3 separate regions of the Homo sapiens genome follow, and regions 1 and 3 are each linked to region 2. A link is a loop called in an ENCODE intact Hi-C map of the cell type or tissue named here. Cell type or tissue: PC-9. All regions are shown on one strand. Links, peaks and the distances in the headings refer to the core of each region. The heading gives the core; the rest is flanking DNA.

Region 1 (6,287 bases), core at 1-5,000, 100 kb before region 2:
AGGCCGTCTAACTTCACCATTAATGACTTCCTGAGAATTTCCTGGGGAAGCATGATTGTTGCAGGCCATGTCCTTGGAATTCAGATTAAAAGAATCTTTTCTCTCCTAAACTATGCTGTTGTTTCCATAAAGTTCCTACCCTAGGCCTTAGTCCACATTTTTGTGTAATAGCATTAAAGCCACCTGGCTGATAATAGCAAGGGCAGGAGCAATGATTGGACACTTCATTAGAGAGAACCCAAGAGGCTTCCTAGTCAGTAAACTGGGCATAAGCAAGCAGCTTGGGGTGCCTGGTTATGCCTCCCAGATCTGTAGTTGTGCGGAGGAAGTGTTTGGGCATAACAATGGATACACAGAAAGGGGTTTTAAAAGTTTTTTTTTTTCTTTTCACCCCCAGGCCTGTGTTCCAAAGATGCAGTAATAACCATTAGGGCCAGGTTTTGAATCACAATGTTTTCAAAAGGAAACAAAGTAGAACTGTAAATCCCTAAGAGTGGGAATACGCTATTGCTGTTACCTTTTTTGTTAATTCTTCTGCAAACCAGAGGAACAACTTAGGATAGAGCAAGATACTTCCTATGCTAGAACCTAATTCTGAGTAAGGATACCTACATTAAGAGCAAGCTTTGTGATGTTAACAACAGGCATATGTAATGCCAAAGTATGAACTTTACAGGATCTCTAAGACGTTTTCTGTAAGAGCTTACATGCCAAAGATGCCAGGATGGATCACTAAACCCTGAGTGGAATCGAAAATACTAGAATTATGCCGCACAGTCAGCATTCTACTTTCATGAGACATACAAATTATGGGAAAGTTAACGGGGTTGTTTTCAAACTAACCTTGTACTAACATAGTACTGGGTTCAGTACACATGACCAGATTTTTTTACACTTACTCCACCTATAGTCCTCTAATAAGATTTGGTACTTAATGACATAATGCTGTAGCTAAATTGTCTATTGTAAAATTAACAGGGGCAGCAGAGAGTGAAGAGCAAATCTAATGCATTAGAACATTCACTGAAACTCTTGTCTCCATCAATCAGAACGTTCAATGAATCAGAACCCCTAATGAATCAGAACCTCTGACCACACTGGACACGTTTGCTAAATTTAGCTTTGTATCGGCAAACGCTGAAGCTCAGAATAGTTTACAGAGCTCTCATCTTACCCTTAGACAGTGATTCTTCTAAGACTGCTTTTCCATGGCAGGCCAAGGCAAGGCAAGGGGCATTCCACATGCTCTCTCAACGCCCATTGTTAAGAGACTGGCCCAAGGTTAAATGAATCTGACAAGCCATGGCAAAAATGTTGATCCCGACCTCTCCACAGTGGGACCAGGAAATTAGCCATATATCACATTTCACGTGTTAGAAGTAGTTTGCAGGAATGGCCTAACATGCTCTATGGTCCTTGAACCACATCCCATATTACTCAACCATCTAAGTCTAGCTTCCCTGAATCTCTAGCTTCTCTGAATTAGACGTGGCCAAGTTCTATAAATAGAGAGCAAGCAAACTGGTTCTGTCAATCTTCTCATACTCTGGCAAGATGGCATATTTTAAAATTATAAAAATATCTATGTCTTCATCACTCTAAAATTATTACATAACACATGATTTTCTCAGGGGAAAAATGTTTATTCTTGTCTTCCCTTACCTTCCAGCACTTATGTATGGACCTTCAAACTTTGTGATCATATTCATCAAACACAAACCATACTTTACAACCAAAACTAAGGGCCTACTATGTGCCAAACACTATGTGCCAAACACTATGTTATGCAAATCAAGAAATGTTTAAGGAAAAAACAACCAAAAACCAAGTCTCTTATTTTAAATTCCAGCTGGCAATTCTGTAACAACTTGTGGTAGCATGAACATAGGTCACTTTAGATAGACTGCAGCTATTACTGTAGTGTTAGCTCATGATCACTATTCTAACATGGGCTTTTAGTAGATTTCACTAGAGACCTTCATCCCATATGTCCCTAGAAGAGGCCAATATCCCTGCATAGCTGAGGTCTTAAAAACATGACATTACATATGCAGGGTAAATTCTAAAATAGTGAGCTTGACAGACTCTTCCACTATTCACTATATATGTCTAATCCAATGAAGGATATAGGGCTTCCCTCACTCATACCCCCTAATAAAAAACCACAAAATCATAATAATAGACATTAGCACAGTTTATAAATAAATCACATTTTAATCATCTGGCTTTGTTTAATCTACAAAATCAAATTCACAGCTTTTTCTAGTCTGGTCTGTTTTTTCTAACCAGATGGCCTAGTATATTTTCTAAAACCTTCCATCTTTTAAGGAAAACATGTTCCACCTTTTTTTTTTTTTTGCAATCCCAGAGCCAACTTCCCTAATGCAATCACCTCAAAGAAACACTGATGGGCTGGTGGTGAACCACAGACTCAAAGTCTTTCAGAACAGTAAAAGAAAAAAAAAAAAAAAGGAACAAAAGGTCACTAAGCAATGTCCAGTGTTCCCTGGAAAGCCTCTTCCTGAATGCTCCAGTCACTGAGCTGTCCCCTCCCTGTGGTCACTCCTGCTGGCCCCTGTAGCATTCCATTCCTTCTGCCATCTGTTTCAGGTTCTGCAGTGCTTATAAGGTAGTGTCTGGAGGGGTGTGAGCCTTATTTCTTTCTGCTCCTAACCCAACCTGTTTCTTTCATGCTGTGTAAATGGTTCTAGAGCCCACCTAGGCCAGAACCAGTTCTCAGCTGGTGTGCGGGCACCTTCCATCCACTGTACTATGTGCCAGTTCAGAGCCACAGCAGTAATGATCACAGTGAGGGCTAATGATATGCATTACAAAGTCTACAAAAACAAATAAGGATTTTTATTTGCAGTACTTTCCACTCTTCCTTTAAAAACTTGCCATTTGCTTATCAGTTCCTCTGGGGCTGACCCACTCAAACAAGACAAAGGATAAAGAACAAAAGATAGTCCTCCGAGGTTACAGGCTTGGAAGGGCAGAGAGGAGCTACGAACCTTGGAAGAAAAACAAGGTGCTCAGGAATTCATCGCCTAACATTTCACTTCCCCACCCACCCCTTAGTGCTCCCACTTTGGCAGTGATCTCTCTTTGGCTTTAAAGAGAAAGGGGGAAATGTGCCTTGTTTTGCAGGTGTGCAACAACACAGCTCTGGCATCTCAAGCAGCAGGGGAGAACTCTAAGACAGAAGAATTTCTTCATGAAAATCACGGTATGTTATCACATACTGTCTCCATGGCCCATACAAGGACTCCTTAAGGTTCTCTCTAACATACAACATATCCCCCACAACTCAGTAGAGAGGTTTTCTTCCCACTGGAATAGAAATCCTTTGCCTCATTTATTACAGTCTAAAAATCCACACTGGCTTTTTGATTCTTTCTAGCATGAGCTCAGACACTATACTTCAAAAGAATGCCCAGAGGCATTTTCTTAGGTAGAGACTTAGCTGCGGGCTGAGACTTCGGCCCCACATAGCTCACATCAATTCTGCAGCTGCCTCCTTTCCTCCCAATAAAAGCATCATAGCTCAGAGCTACAAGCTCCTTGAATGGAGAAAACCCAAATCACCCAGGAAAGGTGACACAACTCCTGATGTGCAGTATCAAGTGTGAATGCTGGAAATGCTACTTAAAAGGTTGACCAGGAATGGCCTGGAGGTTGTCTTCAACTTGAGTAAATCACACAGACCTCTGAGATTTATCCTACCCTCATTCCTAGAACAAAAAAAAAGTATATTTAAGAAATCCTCACTCATTACTATCACTGTATTCCTCACTCTCTTACAATATACTGAGGAAAAAAAAGATTTCTCCTTAACCTCCTACTAAAAACTAAAATTAAGGGGACCCTATAAACAAGTCAGGCAGCCAACATGATAAGGGCAATTTTGGCAAAATATGACTGGGCTGAGTAGAGAGGTATCTCAGAGACAGCTAGCATCTTTGTTGGTCAAACCCTAGTATGAATAATTCAGTGCTCTTCATCAGATGAAAGGCCTTCAATTTCATCTCTGTCTCCCCCGATTGCCATCCAGAATGCTTTGGCCACCTGTGGAGAGAAGCATGCAACAAATTTTAGGCAACAGCTACATTTCAGCTTGTTTCATATGTCATACCTTAAACTGACTGAGACCTAAAATTCTGCACTTTGCCCTCCAGTCCTCTGGCAACACATATCAGAACCCTTGAATACCATTTGACCCATGATCGCCACATCTAGAAATTTATACCAAGGATATATTTAGAGTTGTATACAAAGATGATGTGTAAAGACATGCACAGCTTTGTTATTTATAGAAGCAAAAAATGCACATGACCTAAATGTCCAAAAGGGAACAGGATAAATTATGACACATATCAGGGAACACCATCAACCATACAAGTTTCCTGCCAATAGCATGTGTTGTGTTGGTAATAATAAAACAAAACAACTAAGAGTTTTCTGGCCCAATAGTTAGAAAGGCAAACATCCTGAGTCTCAATAAAGGTTCCACATCACTCACCATCCAGGTGAAAAATCTTGGTTTGACTGCAGCAACTATACTATTACTGTATAAATATTTAATTAGTTAGAAGTTAATATTCAATGAAAAGCTCACACTAAGACCCTTCAGAAATACACAAGTGTGATATATAATTATAATAATAGCACTGGACCTTTTATAGGTATTCAATAAATACCTGGCTGATTGTCTCACCTTTTCTGCATGCACTTTTCTTTGCTCATGAGGAAGCGTCGCAGCCTTGTCTAGGGGGAAAATATATCTTAAGAAATTTGTCTAATAGCACAGGATAACCTGGAGTATATGAATAACACTAGAAGATGGGAGACGGGTTTCAAAGACATGTTTATGATGTAGTCATTACATGTATTAGGAAGTTTTTAAGTCTTCCAAATTTTCCAGATGGGAATGATGTGAGTAAATTGGTAGGGATCTTACAGTTTCCACCTTATGTAACACATTGAAAGAAACAAGGCAAAAGCAGGAAAAGTAAAAAGAAAGAGAACGAAGATGGAAAAATTTTCCCCAGGGAATTTTTTTTTTTTACCAAGTCCCAGGAGTAGCTAAGTTTCTCAAGACAGCTGAGACCAGAACAAGGAATCCAATCCAGCAGTTAACAAAATAAAATGCTACTACGTAAAACAGACAAGCATCAACATGGGAACATATTAGACACAATGGATCTGATTACCTTTCATTTCCTTTAACTTTGAAAAGAGTCTTTCAAAATTCTCCACATCTCCTCCTCCAGTGGTAAGACTGGCTAATTCTTGAATATCCAGATCTAACATGGGATCTGAAATAGGGATTTGTCACATTATCTGTCACGTTATTTGCATATGTGCTACACTCAGAGAATCCTAAGGCAAATGCTAACCTTGATGAAGTCACCAATGATCGAAGGCCCAGTGTATACCAGCTTTACAGCTCATGGCTCACCCTGCTTGGCTGCTAGTGGGCCCTCACAAATGAAGAGTAACTATTTTATCCTCACAACATCGTCATGAGGTAAGGAGTACTATTTCCATTTTAAAGATGAGAAAACCACATCTCAGAGTTGAAGTGACTTGCCGAGGTGACAGCTAGTAAGTTGATTCAGACGCAGGTGTTTCCAACTCGGAAAGCATACTCACTCCACTAAGGTACACTGATTCACCAATAATGACTAAAGTTTATGCCATATTTTACTGTACAACAAATATTTTCACATCTATTACCGACAACCACTATAAAAGGTGATTAGAACAGATAACATTATCTGAGAATAACAGAAATGATATGAAAAAAAAACCTGTATCTAAAAATGAACTCATCTAAAATTACAGCTATTCAGAGGTAGAGCTGATTTAAATTCATATTTTCTTACTACAAATCTTTTACTGTTTCTACCTTGGCACACTGCTTCTTTATTAAAGTTTGTTTTTAATCAGAATTTTAACTCCTTCTCCACTCCAGGCCCACTATGTTTAGAATGTCTTCCCTGCCCATCCCACTTTCACAGGTCTCCTTCCTTAGAATTCTTTCTACACTTATTGTTTCCAGAACTGTCTTAGCACTTGCATATATTACCTTGTATTCTAACATTTCTCCACCACTACTTTAATAAGTACTACTACCATAAGAGAGAATTTGCTTTGGATCTGCACCACTGAATGCTTTAACTTACATGGTTCCACTGCATCTTTGCAACAGCCCTATGAGGAAAGATTTATCACCGTTATTTTACAGAAGAGGAAACTAATGCCAACAGAGGTTAATTTATTCAAGG
Region 2 (5,000 bases), core at 1-5,000:
GATTCTGTATTTGGCCATTTCCTCCCTACACCAGACCTATAACCACACAAACTTGATGGAGCATGATAAAACTAAGAAAACTGCTATGAGCCAATAATCCCATAATTAAAATGTTCTAACAAAGCTTAGACGTGATAGATGAAGCTATTACCATCAATTCTGTATCCAGAATACACACATTTTAAAAACACCCTAATTACAGAAACCCACATCCAGTCAATACAATACATATTAGCAATTTCCCAATCCTTGGTAGAATAGAAATTATTCTGAAAGTTTAAGAAGGAAAAAATTATGTTCAGGTATTAATTTCAATAGAAGAGGCAATCTGCTTCCATGCAAAAACCCTGGAGTAGTGCTGTGAGTGTTACCCACAGAAGAAAAGCCATTTATAATTAGGTACGACATTACTTTTGTGACCACGTGTACCTCAAGGAGAAGGAAATAGACATGCCTTGTTTGCATCCTGTATCCTTGCCCAGATTAAATAAAGTGGACAGTTGAGGGCAGTTATTTGGAGATTTGGTTTAAGAAATGCTATTGGTCGACTACAGTGGCTCATGCCTGTAATCCCAGCACTTTGGGAGGCTAAGGCAGGTGGATCACGAGGTCAGGAGTTCGAGACCAGCCTGACCAACATGGTGAAACCCTGTCTCTACTAAAAATACAAAAATTAGCCGGGTGTGGTAGTGCACACCTGTAATCCCAGCTACTCAGGAGGCTGAGGCAGGAGAATCACTTGAACCTGGGAGGCGGAGGTTTCAGTGAACCGAGATTGTGTCACTGCACTCCAGCCTGGGTGACAGAGCGAGACTCCGTCTCAAAACAACAACAACAACAACAACAAAAAACCATGCTATTAAAAAGTAAAAGGAAGATTTGGGATATCTGTTAAAGACCTTACCTAAACGTATCTATGCTTATCTAGCATACATTCTGTAGATATTTTTGTAGCCTTCTTCACTTTGACCTTAGGCACAGACCCTTTATAAATGCTTATGTCAAAGAAATAGATGGATCATGAACAAATCTGTCCAATTCCTACAACATTTTAACAACTGCATCAGATCACCCTCAAAACTAAGACACTTAATTGAAAGGAAAACAGTTAGGTTGCTCACAATACTTCTAACCTCCTTTTTAAAAAGTTGCGAAGCCTACATATTTTGACTCCATTTTTATGAAATGTCCAGAATAGATACATCAGGAGAGACAGAAAGTAGATTACTGGTTGCCTGGAACTAGTGGGAAGAGGGAATGGGGAGCAATTGCTAATGGGTATGAGGTCTCATTTTCGGGGGATGCACATGTTCTGGAATTAGATAGTGGTGATGGTTGTGAATATACTGAAAACCACTGAATTGTACACTTTAAAGGGGTGAATTTTATGGTATATGCATTATATTACAATTTTTAAAATCACAAAAGACTAGAAATTATTAGTAATACCATATTCCCTACGTGCCAAATTATTTTTTAGCCTCAAATCATAGAATCCCAAAGCTTGGGCATGGTTCCTCAAGAGACCATTAAGTCTAACATGCATTTTGTGAATAGAGAAACTGACTTCCATAGAGGTGAAGTGACTTACCCAAGGTCACACACAGCAGTCGAGAGGAGAGCTGGCACCTAGGTGTCCTGACAACTATCTAGTGCCCCTTGCCACCACCACTATGTGGCCCACTCTCATGGTTTATCAAGCATGTCAACAATAACTAATTTGAATTATTTAAAATGAGGAATAAGTGGTTCAGACAAGAGGCTTTTATTTTTTTCTAATGAAAGCATAAATTATTCTTACAGATAAGAGAATCTCTGTGAAGGAGTAGATAAATTTGTTGTGGTAAATTTACCAGGCCCAAACTGAGATTTACCTGTAAATGTCCCTAGAGGAAAGTGGCCACATTAACAGACCAAGGGAGCCCTCTACCTGTGTATTTGTAGTATAGATTTCATTGACAAAATCCTTGACCTGGAAAGCTAAAAAGAAATTAAGACCAGGTATTCTATCTAGTCCTTTGCCCACCTTGGTTGGCTTCCAGCATTATTTTTAAGAAAATGTGTCTGAGGATGTATTTGTGGGAGCAATGGGATACACGGAGGAAAATCTACACAAAGTTCCTTTTCTGTGAATAAAAGGGACTGATTAGCAGCCTAAATAAAAGATCCAAATATATTTTTTTCCAGTGAGAATTTCATTAAAATAATTATTTCCAAAGAACTTTAAACTCCTTTGAGGATATAAAATGTTAGTAAGCATTTTTGTTCATCCAGCATGAAAGTTTCATTGTTTCTTTGTTTCAGCGAAAGATAGGGTTGAATGTAAAAATCTTGCAGGATCCTGAAAACATCCACCACAGAGCTGCTGTAAATGCGAACTATGGAATCAGTTTGCCATATATTAATCAGAGAAAAGCATGTGTAAGTAATGAGTTGTTTTAATGAGCTCTTATTTTTTTAAGAAATAAAAGTCATTTATTAGTAGTGTAAGATGTAATGTAGATGTTAAGTAAAGATTGTGATCCTTTTGTCTTTGGAATTTTTTGGAGATGAAATGGCTCTCATTCTGTTTATAATTAGCAATGATTAAGAAAATGTAAGCCTGTTTTTGAAGACTTATTTGTAGCTCATTCAGATTTCTCTATTTTATTTGATATTCCTAAATAATCTAGTACCATAATTTTAACGAGGAAATAATTTACCAGCAAAAAGAATTAATAGAGAAATTTTAAATATTGTATTTCTTTGATAGTAGGCTTACCACTAGAAAAATCCAAATAAAACAACAGCACAGAATCCTCTTCCATTGTGTATACTGTCATAATATGCAAATATTTGAGAATATTATTCTAAATCTGAGGCAAGCAGGGACTAAGCCTTTATGTCAGCAAAATAGTGAGAGGGAAAAATAGTCAAATGTAGATCTGCAGTAAGAGATCTCAGAGTCAATGCCATTTTTGCCATTGACTAGATGCTACCTTGTCCTAAAGCAAGGATTGTACTCTATGTTGTGGAGTTTTCTTAGGAGAATTAAGAGTAGTGCTTCATTTTAGCTGGGAAATTATTTAATTTGAGATCATTTCTAACACTGAAAACAATTACTGAGGTAACATCTCTATTTTTTTAAATACATTTTTAACCTTTGGCTTCTTTCAAAAGCTCTTAAATGTATGCCTTGGTGAAATCAAAACTAAAAACAAGATTAATGTTAGGATTAAATTGCAAAGCCATTTCTAACTAGCATAATAGTCTCTTAGGTTAATCTTCCAAATTTCCTACACAGACATTTTCAACTGCCTACTTCATTCGTGTAACCCTGAAATATATTTTCAGTTTCTTTATATGTGCTTTATGTTATTCTAACAGGTTTGGTTTAAGAGCACTTTATCTTACAAATACTTCTATAGCCTAAGAAATAACCAGAAAGTTAGATATTTTTATTCCTGCTGAAACTTTATTTAAAATGTCACTGTGAATAATGTGAAAGGGTTTTTATCTGCTTCCCATGAGCCCAAAGCCCCTGAAATACAAATATTATTTCTCTGGCAACACAGACAGAAGCAGATTTCTCTTTTGTTGTTGGTTTTCCTCTTCCATCTAGAATTAATATTGGCTTAGCTGGAGGAGTACTGAGGCTTTGTAGCCCGAGGCAACTGCTGTGTTTCATGTGAACTTTTTCTGATGAGTACTGGAGTTTTAAAAGGCATACCTCTAGATTTAAAAAGGATTATGCTTTGCTTTATGAATCTGAATGAAGATTCAGACTTAAGCAAATAGAGATTTCAAAATTATATCCAAAACTTGGGGCAGATTCTTAGTCATTAATTGTGTATTTTTCCAATTTCCAAATAGAATGAGTGCCTTGGATGTTGTATCTACATACTTTGAGCAAAGAGAATTTGGGAAAGCACTTCCCTTTTATGACATATAGCTAATAGATATTCATTTACTGTATTAAATCTCCTTTTTCCATCAAACTTGATGCCATAAAAATCTACACCAGAGCAATTTAAAATTGGATATACATTGTGTATATTTTTTTCAAACTGTTGGCCTTTTGATCAAATAGTTAGTTGACCCTATCATTTTATGTTGATATAGTTGTATGGTAATACTAACTGAAAAACAGTATTTTCATTTTGGATTTATAAAACAGAAGCATTGTGCAAAAAGTACTGTGAGAGAAGTGTGTTCAGGTATTTGGTTTTAAACAGTCATATAAAGCATTTGGGGATAAATGCAGTTGTGATTTACCACTTATAAAAATCATTTCAAAAGCACTTACCCAAACTAGAGTAATGTGTCTAGCATTGGGATGTATAGTTAATTAGAAAGGCATCATCAAAGCTAATCATTTTAGAACTAAACACTCAAACGGGATTATTATTTGGCTGCCGAGGGCCATGTGTTTCGTTACTTCTTATGAAACTTGATCAGCTTGTCAAAAGCTTGTAAATAACCTTAGACATTTTTGACAGAGCAAATGTGAATATGTAGCCAATTTCCATTATTTGTTCCTAGAAGCTGGTATCTTCTCCATCTTATGAAGTGGTGTATTCCTCCTGATAATAAGAGGCTGATGCCAGGATTTTAGTGCATTGAAAACACATATACCCCCTGCCACACACACATACTCATATTGCAAAACTATCTTCAGAATTTTATATCCTGTGACTCTGTTATGTAAAATCAATTTACCAAAAACATATTAAAAGTGAGACTCACTGGTGATTTTTTCAATATCTTCAATCTGCCAAATAGTAACAAACAACCTTCTAACATTTTTTCTAGTAGGTCCTCAAAGGTATGTGGAAACAAGAAGAAATCCCTGGTACTGTTCATGTTCCCTCACTGACATCCAGTTCCAGTTAGACTTTATAATACAACACATTAAGAAATCTACAGAAAATTTGACTTTGATTTATTCCTTTTAAATAAAAAGTGTTTCTTAAAAGGCTTGAAACATGTATCTGTTAACATGAATTTTAAAAGAACAATTA
Region 3 (5,000 bases), core at 1-5,000, 200 kb before region 2:
AAAGCTGTCTGGGGACAGACACCGTGCAGCTGCGTGCAGACTTCTTTCAGAGTTTGATCTTGCAGGCTTCCCAGTGGCTCTGCTCTTCCTTGTCTGCTTCCTGGGGGTCTCTCAGTATCAAAGCCACCTGTGGCTCCATCTCACCTCCCTGAACAGGAGGCACTGTTTGTCAGGAGGCCTTGCCACCTTTGGCCCTTTCTTTCCAAAGAAAGATCCCTGGCCTGGAGTTTTTGTCTCAGCTCTGTTGTGTGACCTTAGGCAAGTCAGTTGACTTCTCTGAGCCTCAGTTTACTCCTTAGTAAACAAAAAGGTTGGATGAGGCGCTCTCCAAAGTTCTTGCCCTCTGTGTCCTTCCTCTGCGTTCTACAGGGAGGGAGTAGCTGCCTCTGTTTGGTGGTGGGGACTCAGGCAGGATGGGTAGGGAGGGGTAGGGGAACAAGATCATGGCGCACCTCCACGGCCACAGTGGAAACCTTGAACCTTGAGCTGTATGCGGTGAGTCCAGGATGCTGAGAAGATGCCGGGCTGTTGGGTAAGCAGAGCCCCTACGGGAAGCAAAGAGTATTATTCAGCCCTGTGGAATGCTGAGGCAGGGCTGAGCTTGGGCAGGGTGGCTGAGAGAATTGTGGCTCTAGCTGTGGGCAGAAATTCATGGCCTTGAAGAATGGCTACTGTATATACCAGTGATAAATATTAGTCACTCTGGCAGCAGAATGAGTTTCCTGTGCTGCATTTTTGGCACTTCCAGAAAAGGGAAAGCCTTTCTCTCTGACAGGGCACAGGAGGGAGAAACAGGAATGTGTCTCTTACCCTGATGCCCTGGCTGGAGATCCCGTGGGGTTTTCAACCTGCCTGAAGCAACGCAGGGCCTGCTAATGCCTCCTGTTGCCCTAGGTCAGGCCAGGGCCCATTGTTGACATCTGTGCTGTGCTGCCTCTGAAGGTCTTGCTTGAGCATGTCCTGAATGGAAGGCTTCATCTGCATTCATTCCCCGGCCCTCCCTGCCGTCTGCACAGCCTCCTCCAGGCCTCCCCTTCCCAGTGAAAAGCACCACCATCCAGACCTCAGGAAGCAATCATTTTAGCCTCTTCTCCTTCTCCCTCACCATCCAGGACATCACTGAGCCCTGTCAGTTCTGCCCCCAGAATATCTAAGTTCATCCAATGCCCCATTTCCACTGCTGCTTCCTCACCCAAATCAGGATGTTTCTGGCCCCGTCTCCCTCCTACCTGGTCTCCCTGCCTGTACCCTCCTCTCCACTGGGCCCATTCTCCACCGGCAGCCAGCATGATCTCTAAGAAATGTACATCTGTCATCTGTCATATCTGCTGAAAATTGTTCAGGGCTTCCTGCTGCCTTGAGAATGAGGGTCTGAATCCCAAACAAGGGTTCAAATCTCAACCTCTCAGGCCTACCCTGACCTTACGTATCTTTCCTCAGGGCCTGTGCACATGCTGTTCCTTCTTCCTGGAATGCTTGTCCCCATAGTTTTCAGCTGGCGAATGTGAGTCAGGTCTCCCCTTAAATGTCATCTAAGAGAGCCCTTTCTAATTCCTCCCCTTCATCTTAACTCTATCCCCAATACACTCTCTCACAGAGACTGTTCTTTTCCTTCTGAGACCCTACTCCAGCTTGTAGTTCTAAATCTGTGATTATGCACTGTCTGTCTTCCTCTTGAGGTCAGGGGCCATTTCTTTTGTTCTCTGCTATGCTCAGGACCCAGATCAAAGGAGCTCAGTAACTATTTACAGGCGTACATCATATGTGGAGGACACTTATGCTGTGATGGCCCCACACACAGCTTCCTTTGGGGTCTGTCCCCTGCTCTCCGTTACCCGCGTGGTAGCCACTGAGCACTGGCTCTTCCTGGCTTCACTCTCTGGCATCAAAACTTATCAGTCCTACATCTCAGTCTTTTGCAAGGTGACACTTATCTGATTACCTAATTCACACGAAGGTGTTAATGGTGGTAATGGCATAGTATTTATTACCCCAGGGGACCCAGAACGGTGGTATCAAAACATATCATTCCCCAGTGGTTTAAAACTCTGGTAGCTTTCCAGGGAGTCCAAGTGGAGTCCAGTCTCCTTAGCTGAGTTCACAGGGCCCCGTCTGCACGACTTGGCTTCTGTCGGCTTCCCTAGCCCTGACTTCCCAAGCCTTAGTCATCACCCTCTCTCCCACCCAGGGCTCAGCACAGTACCTGGAACAGTCAAGCCCTCAATAAATGTTTACTGAGTGCATTAAAAAAAAAAAAAAGATTTTAATGAGTCATGCTTTAACTGAAGATTTTAGTGTAGTCAGTCATTGGGCCTTGGATGCCAAAGGAATGACAAATGGTGGGAATTTCAGGCACAGTGACTGTGATAGCCCCAAGGAAACCAAGAGAGAAGTAGCTTTATCTGGGTGGAGGGGAGTGGGCCTTTCAGAGCCTCGAAATCTTCCCACCTGCTGCGCCACTCCCACCACATAAGCACCCCACCCTTCTTCCCAGGGTGAGATTTCTCAGCTCTGCTTTCTGGGGTGCCAGACAAGGGGAGAGCCTTGTTGCCATGCCCTCCTGCCCTCCTGCCCTCCTGATGCAGTCTGTGGTCACCTGCAGGCAGAGACAGATGAAGTCCGTCATTCGGCTGCGAGTAATTTCTGATGGGAGAGGGGCTTCCCCCGGCCCTTCCCGCCTCTCTGAGCCTTGCCACGGTCACTTGGTTTGCCCAGCCTAAGTCACTGCCTGTCGCTGTGGTTATTGCATGGACAGGGCCTCCCTCTGTCCCTCCACTTCCCTTCCCTGCCCCATACTGTTGCCCTCACCCACCCCAAAGCCTCACCCTTCCCTTCCATAGGGATATGGCCTGATAGAGGAGGAGCCATTTGATTTTGACTATTGTTGAAATTGAGTGGGGAATTTTGGGTTTGTTTTAGGTTTTGGAAGGGAGGATTATCTGAGGCTTGAGGCTTCTGTGATACTGACATCTGGTGTGGAAAGTCATCCTCCCTCACCTAGGTGACTGGGCCTCCAGGTCATCTCCCCGAGCAGCCTCCCTGGATCTGCTCTCCTCTCCCCCCCACCCCCCCACCACCTCCCGCGCTGTGCCCAGGGTGATCTTTCTAAAGGACAGATCTTGCTTCAGCACCTCCCTGGTTAGAACCCTTCCGTCCAGTGGTTCCTAGTGCTTCGGGGATAACTCGCCTTGTCCCTTGGGGTCTGCACAGCGTCCTCCATCTCCTCTCACTTGGCCTTGCCCTCGGGGGCTCCGGTAAGAAGCTTTCCAACCTGGCAGCTGCAGACTCTGTGCGGTTGTATTATTGCTGTAAATGGGCAGGGATTACGCATTTGTGGAGTGACTGATTTCAAGTACAACTGCCACCATGGGAGAGGTCTGTGAAAATCACTGGAATTGAAAATGACCATGCTTTGCCCAAAAAGGTTGAGAATCCCCACTCTGATGATACTAGAAGCCTGCTTGCCTCCCCACCCTGTGCCAAGCCATTTCTTGCCTCCTTGCTTTGCCCATACCAGCCTGGAATGTCCCAAGCCTATTCAACTTACTTCCTCCAAAACGTAGTCCCATCTTGATCTCCAGGAAGCAGCCTTCAGATGCCCCCTCCTCCTGGCCACTGCAAATGTGTCCCCCCAGCTGCTGAGCATGCCTAGGTCTGACACACACCACGATATGTTGAAATCATTGGTTTCTGGGTTATTCTTCTCACAGTCCCAGGCAGTGAGCCCTCAAGGACAGGGGCTCCATGGGACTGGTCTCTGGGTCGGAGGCCAGGACCCAGGTCACTAAGGGCATGTCACTCATCTGGACCACAGCTCCCTGCCTTGTGGTGTGGACTCTGTTCTCTGCACTGGGCTCGTTCTAAAACGGAGCATTTGGTCCTTGCAGCCTGCCTTGTGGTTTATGACTTAGTAGATTGAAAATGACAGTTGTGCTCTATTTTCATTTGGAAAGAAAAAAAAAAGTGGAAAACCAGAGATTGCACTGATCTGGAGGTAGAGAGAAAACTGTGGAGATCAAAGAAGATATTATGTATTATGAATGTTACACAGATCAAGGCATGTTTGAAATAGGCTTAATTTTCCTCAAGTTGGCTTTTGTCTCACAATTGAGTTCTTGTTGACGAAGACCAGTTATTATTCGTCTTCGTGTCTCTGGAGTCTAGCACCTAGCACGGTGCCTGATAAAGCATGGTCACTTCACAAATACTTGTCGAAGAATGCATGGGATGAATATGCATTTGGGTATTTTTAATGCTTGATGATTAGAACATTCTCATGGCTTGTTAACTTGTAAGACATAATTTTCATTGTAAGTTCTTTGTGTGTGCAAATGCTTTTTGTGTGGAATGCTTGCCATGCACTGAAAAATGCTTTGTGATAGCAGTTTTGAAAAATTGAGTCATTTTGCCCTGATTGAAGCTGGGTGACCTTGTGCAAGTCACTTTAACCCTCTGGGACTTGTGGCCCTCATCTGTAAAATGGGTAGAAGGTCAGAGTGGACCTCGTGGCCTGAGAGGCTAGTACCCCATGCTGCATGTAAGTCTTACATCCTCCTCTTTGGTGATTGGATACTGACCCTCTCCCCAGGGGTTCCTGCACAGAGCTGGAATTCTCTCTGGTGTCTTTGCATTCTAGTGGGTGGAATGCCTTGTTTCTCAGTAGCAATGAGAAATGTTAATGTGAGGTTATGAAAGCAAGCCAAGAGCCATGGAATAATTAAAACACACACGCACACAAAGAAGGAAAAGCGAGAGGGGGAAACACACTTAATGGACAAGGGATGAGTAAAACCCAATGGACTGAGAAAACCCCAGAGCTGAACTTCACATGACCCCGCGTGCTGCCTGCAGTTGCGACACCCGCGTGCCCCTTACGCTCCGCCGGCCTCTCAGTGATGTCAGTGGGCCATGGGCCCCACAGGAAGCAGGGGCTGCCATCAGCCTGGTGGAGCGTGCCAGCCCGCTCCTCCTCCACGGCCCACTTCCCACCCACCCGGGTC

Evidence for each region. A loop is a pair of places that touch in the nucleus more often than their neighbours do. Peaks named below come from ENCODE experiments on the same cell type or tissue, not always from the same donor. Only the 100,000 strongest peaks of a DNase experiment are listed, where the experiment ranks them.
Region 1: it touches region 2 in a loop (4-fold over the local background); 3 of 110 quality-filtered maps call a loop at or near these places.
Region 3: it touches region 2 in a loop (3-fold over the local background); 2 of 110 quality-filtered maps call a loop at or near these places.

Annotation. Positions count from the first base shown.
Region 1 is chr15:67,198,834-67,205,120 of GRCh38, forward strand. AAGAB (alpha and gamma adaptin binding protein) reads right to left here. Exons shown (of 10, transcript NM_024666.5): 8 at 5,211-5,315; 9 at 4,715-4,764; 10 at 1,834-4,065. The coding sequence ends at 3,988. Among named protein-coding and RNA genes, the nearest start is that of AAGAB, 53 kb to the right of the region's middle. In PC-9, for the core only: no CTCF peak of the experiment used is centred there; a DNase peak (open chromatin) is centred at 2,538.
Region 2 is chr15:67,302,035-67,307,034 of GRCh38, forward strand. The region is part of intron 4 of IQCH (IQ motif containing H); the gene reads left to right. Among named protein-coding and RNA genes, the nearest start is that of IQCH, 50 kb to the left of the region's middle. In PC-9, for the core only: a CTCF peak has its summit at 1,908; no DNase peak of the experiment used is centred there.
Region 3 is chr15:67,104,909-67,109,908 of GRCh38, forward strand. All of the region lies in intron 1 of SMAD3 (SMAD family member 3), which reads left to right. Among named protein-coding and RNA genes, the nearest start is that of SMAD3-AS1, 40 kb to the right of the region's middle. RefSeq lists enhancers at 929-1,628, 1,881-3,080 and a silencer at 1,983-2,277. In PC-9, for the core only: no CTCF peak of the experiment used is centred there; DNase peaks (open chromatin) are centred at 653 and 2,243; H3K4me3 peaks cover 851 bases; H3K27ac peaks cover 5,000 bases.